Linked DNA regions of Mus musculus: region 2 is linked to region 1. The links are chromatin contacts, found by Hi-C in ENCODE. All regions are on one chromosome and are shown on one strand. Each heading gives the region's core, a stretch centred on a gene start or an enhancer-like site at or near the end of the contact. The rest is flanking DNA. Distances are from core to core; before and after follow the strand shown.

What was found. Hi-C counts contacts between places; a loop is a spot of excess contacts on that map.
Region 2: a map of heart shows a loop between it and region 1 (2.6-fold over the local background). The contact joins the promoter of Zrsr1 here to the enhancer-like site in region 1. A Hi-C loop is called at or near these places in 2 of 37 maps with a recorded cell type or tissue (heart and mouse trophoblast stem cell).

The regions. Positions count from the first base shown.
Region 1 is chr11:22,780,675-22,784,606 of GRCm38, reverse strand. No RefSeq gene overlaps it. Among named protein-coding and RNA genes, the nearest start is that of B3gnt2, 77 kb to the left of the region's middle. Within about 2 kb of position 1,691, at least 1 of the 3 ENCODE cell types and tissues checked has a DNase peak (open chromatin) inside an H3K27ac peak, as active enhancers do; it is heart, where a contact is called at or near this core.
Region 2 is chr11:22,969,836-22,973,767 of GRCm38, reverse strand. Zrsr1 (zinc finger (CCCH type), RNA binding motif and serine/arginine rich 1) reads right to left here and starts at 1,763. Exons shown (of 1, transcript NM_011663.3): 1 at 1-1,763. The coding sequence starts at 540. All of the region lies in intron 1 of Commd1 (COMM domain containing 1), which reads left to right.

The DNA of each region.
Region 1 (3,932 bases), core at 442-2,941:
GCTTTAAAATAAAAGACATCAAAACACAAACAGCACTGTTCTGTTACATTTTAATTTCTTGGCATGTCTGTGCATGTAATTGGAGTTTAGGGGACAATTTTCAGGAATCAGTTCTCTTGCTTCCATCAGCTGGCACCTTGAGCCACTGGGCTATCTCAGGGAAAACCTGCCCCCTCATCTTGTGTTTTACCTTTTTTTAAAAAAAAGCATTTATAGATTCATTTTATTTCATGTTGGAGTGTTTTGTCTGCATGTGTATGTGTATACCATGTGTGTGCTTGGTACCCACAGGTGTTAGCATTCTGTTTATTTTCTGCTCCACAGTTACCTGGCAACAGTCAGGTAGGCCTGACCCCCTGTAAAAGGGGCTGCTTGCCCCCTCTCACTCTCTTGCTCCCTTGCTCTTTTCGCCTCTCTCCCCCCATTCCCTTACCCCTCCCCTCTCTCCACGTGCTCATGGCTGGCCTCTACTTCTCTACTCTCTCTCTTTCTCTCTGCCTTTTTCTTCCTCTACAACCATCTTGACTCCCCTCCCCATACCCTTAATAAACTCTATTCTATACTATACTGTCCTGTGGCTGGTCCCTCAAGGGGAAGGGATGCCTTGGCATGGGCCTGCTGAGGCACTCCCTCCCCCCATACCTGACTACACCTCCATAGAACATAACCTATCTTTTTATAAACACAACATTGTTGTCGTGACTCGGATTTAGAAACTCTGCAGGTTTCCATCGCCCCTGCTCTCACATGGAGATCCATACTTGCTAGCCTAAACTTGAGAGAACAGGTTAGTCCCCTCCTCACTCTGGTCAGAGTAAATGTCCGCATGGTCCCAGGGGAGAATTCTTGAGCTCAGAGCTACCCCTATACTGCCCTTAAGAATGGAGACATTCAGACTTTCCACTGACCCTTGTACTAGGACTTTTTCCCTTTGGTGAGATCTTCCTCTCTCCCTTTGAGACAGTTTCTTTCTCGAGGCTGAGAATCCTAGGCCAGGCCTGGATAAACTGTTCTCTGGGGGTATCAGCCCAGAGCATAGTCCTCAGCCCTCACGTGTCTCACCTATGGGTCTGTTCGCTGCCTTGGACATACTTTCTGGAATGTCTTGGTCTAATTCACAGTTAACAGAAAACAATATCTCTACATGGCCACTAAACTGGCACTTTCTCGCTAGTGATTTGTAGCTTAGACTTCGCCTCCCTCTCTCCCTCATTTGCCCACTTCCACTGGCCACTGCAGCTGCTGGTTCCGCAGGTTCACCGCCTAAAAAACAGTTCTGGCTCCACCTCTTGTGTCCTGCCAGGGAACCTGTGAAACTTGCTTTCCCCGTATGTGTGACCACCTGCTACCCCTATACTTGTGAGCTTTCTCGAGAGAGGGACTCCTGCGCTGTGCCCGCCAGTAGTTGCTTTTGGGTGTCCTGCTTGGCTGCAGCCTTGAGAAAAAGTTTTGCCTTTTCCAAGAATCCATCTTCCCATGCATGCGCGGGAGCCCCTCCCGCCCCCTCTCTCTCACTCTCTACCTGGGACTTATAAAGTGAAGGCTTGCAGCTCCATGTGCCACAAGAATAGCGTGCACGTTGCTGGGGTGCTACTTCAGGTGCTTCCTTTTCCACGCCCACCACAGGCTCCAACAGCTGGAAGCACTGGGCCATGACTTCCTGCTGCTGAGAGGAAGTCCCACCCCAGCTTGGCTGAAGCAAACACATCAGGTCAGCTGCTGTCTGTCACCGCTGCTGCTGTCTTGAAATGAAGGCAGCAACAGCCATATGTGCACGCCTCTCTCAGCCGACCGGCCTGCTCTCTTTACAATCTGTTTCGTCAGTGATACATGCTCGTGCCCCTGGCCTGTTCTCGTGGCCTGCCTGCACAGTCCTCATCACAGGCCTGAACCTACCTGGGCAAACTCACTTTCTGTCACCACTATCTCTCTACTTACACAACCTGTCAAAGCCACTTCAGATTTTCATTCTTATTCTGTCTTGATTTTCATTCTTATTCTGTCTTGATTTTCACTACTGCCATTAAATTGTGGTGTGCTCTATTCAGATATAACCAATCGATATAGCCCTCAATCTTATCAGAAGTCTGCTAATTATTAATATATGTAAGTTTATAACAGACAGAATCTCCTGGAACCTTTAACTGTTAACTCCCACAAAGTCTCAGAAGATTTGAACCCAGCTTCAAGACAGATATAAATTTCTTAAACCTTAGGATAATGATGTCTTTCTATTTGTCCTATTCTGGCTCTGTAAGTAGTCAACCAACTCCCTGTTCTGTGCTTCTGTCTTTGACCATCTTATTTATTTATTTATTTATTTATTTATACATACATACATACATACATACATATATACATACATACAGTACATTGTCTTCAATTCACACCAGAAAAGGGCATTGGATACCATTACAGATGATTGTGAGCCACCATGTGGTTGCTGGGAATTGAACTCAGGTCCTCTGGAAGAGTAGTCAGTAATCTTAACTGCTGAGCCATCTCTCCAGTTCACCTTTGTTCATCTTAAACAGAGTGTTGCCTGATTCTAGATTCACAAATTAAGGCAAGCCCAACTTAGTGAGACCCAGTCTAAAAAAAACGGACACAATCCCTAGGTGTTCCCAGGTTGAGATTTCTATCTACACTGTAGGGGTGTTTCCTGCTTCATGCCTTGTCTCCAAAGGCTGCTGCTGAGGCTACAGTGACCCTCCTGGGCTCCCTTCCTAGCTCTCTACCATCTATATAGACAATGGTACCTGTTTAGCTGCCAACTTCAAGCCCTCTGCCACCTCCAAAGCCAGGACTATAGAGGCTTGTCATGGTGTGCCCTCTTCCTTCACGAATCCCCTCTTGTCAGGGCTCATACAGGACCTTGTCTCTTCTGGAGCCCAACAGTGTCATGTCGTCTTCACTATATGACTCAGATGTGACAGCCATATCCTTAGCCTTGGGGAATTTATTTTTACCCTATCTATCTATCTATCTATCTATCTATCTATCTATCTATCTATCTATCTATCAACAAGGTTTCTCTGTGTAGTCCTGGCTGGAGCTTACTCTGTAGACCAGGCTGGCCTTAATTTCAGTTCTGCCTCCCAAACCCAGGGATTAAAAGCATGTGTGCACTACCATGCCCTGCCACACCCAGTGGTGAGCTGCTCTTTAACCTTTGCATCTTCCTGGACTTTTCATTCTGTGGCCAGCATTTCCCAACACCCAGAACAGCTGTGAGTGGCTGGACTGGAAAAGATCCTGAGAGAGGTCTCTGCAGCATTCCACAGTCTCATCTCCCCAGGTTCAATGAGACAGTTCAGGCCTTCCTGCCTTTGAGAGCCTCTTGCTGAGTCTGCTCATGGACCTAAGGCTTGGCTACCTGGATTTTCTTTCTTCTCCCTTTCTTCCATGTCTCTCAGCCACATTCTCTAGGGTGGTCCCTATGAACTAAAGGTTTCTTCTGCATTTCTGGGCACTGCAATACAAGATCTTCTAGGAGCCCAGAAGCCCTCAACTCTCTTTGTGTAGCCTGGAGCGGAATGATGGCTCACTTTCAGTAGCCTGAGAGGACAGTAAGGCATTTCCTGTGGTCCCTCCACCACATCCAAAACTGGACCCTGCTCTAGGCTGTAGTCTTGGGTGGGATGGATGTGCCGTACTTGGCCTGCAGTCTGCCTGAGTCATTCTTCCTGGATGGTTCACTCCTGATTTCCAGGGCAGCTATGTGAAACAGATCTTGACCAAGATTGGGAGCAAGCCACACCCTCCATTACCTCCTGTTTTTAAAATCACAGTTTTTCTTTTCAGTTGTACATGGGAAACAACAATAAATAACATAGTCAACTGGAAGGGGAGAGGGAGAGAAGAGGGACTGTTGTGTCATATGGCTCTCTGAGAAATTGCTCCTAAATTATTTATCACACTCACACACACAT
Region 2 (3,932 bases), core at 514-3,013, 190 kb before region 1:
CCGTGAACATCTGTTACCAAATCTGCACGCTCCCGTTTTATTGTAGAAGGGACAACTGGGTCGATATTTCTCCAGCCTTAAATCCTTGGGTGGTTCCGGGTTCTGCCAAATGCGCTCATTTTCAGCCTGGTCCAGCATTTTCTGCACCGCTTCCTCCCTCTCTCTCTTCTCCTGTAGCTTCTGCTCCTCCTCCTCTCTCTGTTTTTTCTGTTGTTCTTCCCACTCGGCCTTTATTTGTCTCTCCTGTTCTTCCTTCTGTTTTCTAGCGGCCTCTTCCTTTTTCTTCTTTATTCTGAATTCTTCTTGCGCCTTCTCCTCCCTCAGCAGCCACTCTTCATGTAATCTTTGCCGCTCTATCTCCAGTAATCGCTCTGCAAGTTCTTCGTTAGCAGAAACATCATCGTCCTCCTCTGGTGGGGCTTCCAGAGCTCTCAGCCGAGCCATTTTCTGCCGACGTTTCTTGCGTTTCTCCTTCTTCATTGCCGCCTTGTATTGTTTTCGGCTGAGTTTCTCAGGAATCGCGGTCTGCCGTGATGCCATTTTACCGCAGAGCGGGGGGGGGGGGGGGGGGGGGGGGGGGGGGGGGGGGGGCTCTTCCCGGATCTCGCGATAATCTCTTTTTCTCACGCTGTGGATTGAAAATGTCGCCCGCTGCTAAGTTGTTCTGCTGTTTAATGTTCGTTACCTTCCTGGACAGCAACTTCAGGGTGGCACCATTCAGCCCAGTTGACTTTCCTTTCCACCAGCCTAGAAAGCTTGAACCAGCTGAGTCACCGGCGTGTTTGCGCAATGCAGCAACCAGTAGTTGAATGTGCGCATGCGCAGTCGAAGGCCAGTGTTTGCGTTGGAATGTGGGCTGTACCGCCTACCTGCGCAGTCACTCGGTTATCCGCAGTACGTAGGCCTGCCTGCGCAGTTATCCGGTTATCCGTGGTACTGCCAGCCTGCGCAATTACCCGGTTATCCAGTTACCCGTGATAAAGCCTATCCGTGCAGTTACCCGGTTGTCCGGTTATCCGTGGCACAGCCTGCCTGCGCAGTGACCCGATTATCCAGTTATCCCACGCAGTTACCCACTTATCCGTGGTAGGCCTGCGCAGTTACCCAGTTTTCGGAGGTACGGATGGTCTGCGCAGTTACCCGATTATCCAGTTATCCGCAGTACGGCCTGCCTGGGCAGTCACCCGGTTATCCGTTTATCCGCAGTACATAGGCCTGCCCATGCAGTTACCCGGCCGGGCCGGTATGGCCGGCTTGCGCAGTTATCCGTCTATCCAGTTATCCGTGGTATGGCCTGCCTGCGCAGTTACCCAATTATCTGTGGGGCGGCCGCAGTTACCAATTATCCGCGATTATCCGTGGTACAGCCAGCCTGCGCAGTTACCTGGCTATCCGCAGTACGGCCTGCCTGCGCAGTTACCCAGGTATCCGTGGTTATCTGTGGTACGGCCAGCCTATGCAGTTACTGGTTATGCATGGCACAGCTGGCCTGTGCAGTTACCCGGTTATCCGCTTTAAGGCCAGCCTCCGTGGCATGGCCGGCCTGCGCAGTTACCTGGTTATCCGTAGTATGATCAGCCTACGTAGTTACCCGGTTATCCATGGTACAGCTGGAACAGTGGTTATCTGCCTTACCGACCGGCCTGCGCAGTTGCGGGTGGTTATCTGCAGTACGGTCCGCCTGCGCAGTCATCCAGGTATCTGCAGTTATCCGCAGTATGTCTGATCTGCGCAGTTACCCTGTAATCTGCAGTTACGTCTTTACTCCGGGAAAGGCAGGCCTGCGCAGTACGATTTACTGCTTTTTTTGTCTCCGCCCCCTGCAGTGGGAGTGCTCCTGCAGTAAGAATGCTCAGCCCTGAGCCGGGGCAGGCTTGTCTCACTGCAGGGCACCCCTCCATGCCGGTGCTGGCAGCTCACCTTCCCGGGCTTGTTTATGTGGGTGCTGGGAATAGAAATTAAGTTCTTATATTTGTTTGTCAAGGGCTTTACCAGGTAAACCGTTTTTCTGGCTTCAGCTCCTCACTCTTGTGGAAAGTAAGGGGTTTTGGTTTTGTTGTTGTTTTGTTTTTTAAATATTGAATGTGGGCCTGGTGTGGTGTCGCACGCCTTTAATCCCAGCACTCGGGAGGCAAAGGCAGGCGGATTTCTGAGTTCGAGGCCAGCCTGGTCTACAGTGTGAGTTCCAGGACAGCCAGGGCTACACAGAGAAACCCTGTCTCGAAAAACCAAGGGAATAAAAAATTGAATGTGTTTTGTTTTTTGCAAACACATTCCTTTCATTTGTTCTGTAATGTAGTTTTGTGGGGTATTCACCAGAGAAGACTGCTCAGACAAGTGTTTAAGCCAAGAAAAAAATCTTTTATTTTTGTTTGTTTGTTTGTTTGTTTTTTCAGAGACAAGGGTTTTACTGTGTAGCTGTGGCTGTCCTGGAACTTGCTCTGTAGACTAGACTGGCCTTGCATCATGCTATGTTTAGGTATGATCCCCATAGGCTCTTATGCTTGCACAAGCCTATAGGGGCCAGGGAGTAGAATGTGATGGTTTGTATAGGGAGTGGCACTGTTAGAAGCTGTGGCCTTGCTGGAGTAAGTGTGTCATTGGCTTTAAGACCCACATCCTAGATGCCTGGAAGCTAGTCTTCTAGCAGCTTTCAGATGAAGATGTCAGACTCTCAGCTCTTCCTGCACCATGCCTGTGTGCTACCGTGTTCCTGCCTTGATGGTAATGGACTGAACCTCTGAATCTGTAAGCCAGCCCTAGTTAAATGTTGTCCTTTATAAGACTTGCCTTGGTCATGGTGTCTATTCACAGCAGTAAAACCCTAACTAAGAAGAAAGCTCTGCCTGCCTCTGTGTCACAAGAAAGAAGGTAGATACCTGTGTATAGCAAAAGTTATATTTTATGCTGAGGGTCATCATACAAGGTTCACACTTTAAATTTCTAAATATGGTCCTAAGTCTTTATCCCCAAGGTGCTCACCTGTGTGATGTATCTTAGCTGGAGGTCAGGTCCAGTCTTACAGAAGTCTCTGATTTGAGGGTCAGGATCCTGGGGAGACTGTCCAGCCACAGGGTTCATCTAGGAGGTATCACTCCAGATATGCAGAGCAGTCCGCATCATGGGGTTTATACCTGTATCAGGTTCTCTTGAGTGTGTGAAGTTGCTGGGTTCTGGGTATCAGACACAGTGTTGGCTGTAGTGGAGGTCCTGACTAAGCTATTTTTACATGTGTAAAGACTTTTAAAAAAATACTATACTGATTACACTGCTTCCTGAGTGCCGGGATTAAAGGGCTACAATGCTGTCACTCAGCTAGAAAATCTTTATTAGGCTGCTGGTACTACACTGTGTGTTTGGGACTGCAGTGCAACACTGAGCCTTTCTCAGGGTGACCTTTTAAGCACCAAAACCATATCCTAGGTTGACATATTTCAGTTAACAAGAACATCTAGCCAGAAGCAGAACTAGTCAGAAGCAAGGTCAGTTCATTTAGAATCTTTCCCATAGCTTATGGGCTTTAACTGATTAAATCTTTGTTTTAATTTTTGGCAGGTGGTGCTGTCTGTGTGCTGAGTTTTATGGCCTGAATGGCACTTCCATCATGGAGTCAGTTGTGTTAAGGTCTGGGTCCCTCTTATAGAGAAAGATTTTACTCTTACAATATGGTTTGGATAATGTAATTAAACATTAGTAAAAATAGATTTAAAGAGTACCCCCCCACACACAAGAAAATTAAACAAATCCAGGCAGTGGTGGTGAACACCTTTAATCCCAGCACTCAGGAGGCAGAGGTAGGCAGATCTCTGAGTTTGAGGCCAGTATGGTCTGTAAAAGTGTCCGAACAGCCAGGCTATACAGAGAAACTGTGTCTCTAAAAACAAACAAACAAACAAACAAAAAAAAACCTGTGAGTTAATTACTTGGGATAC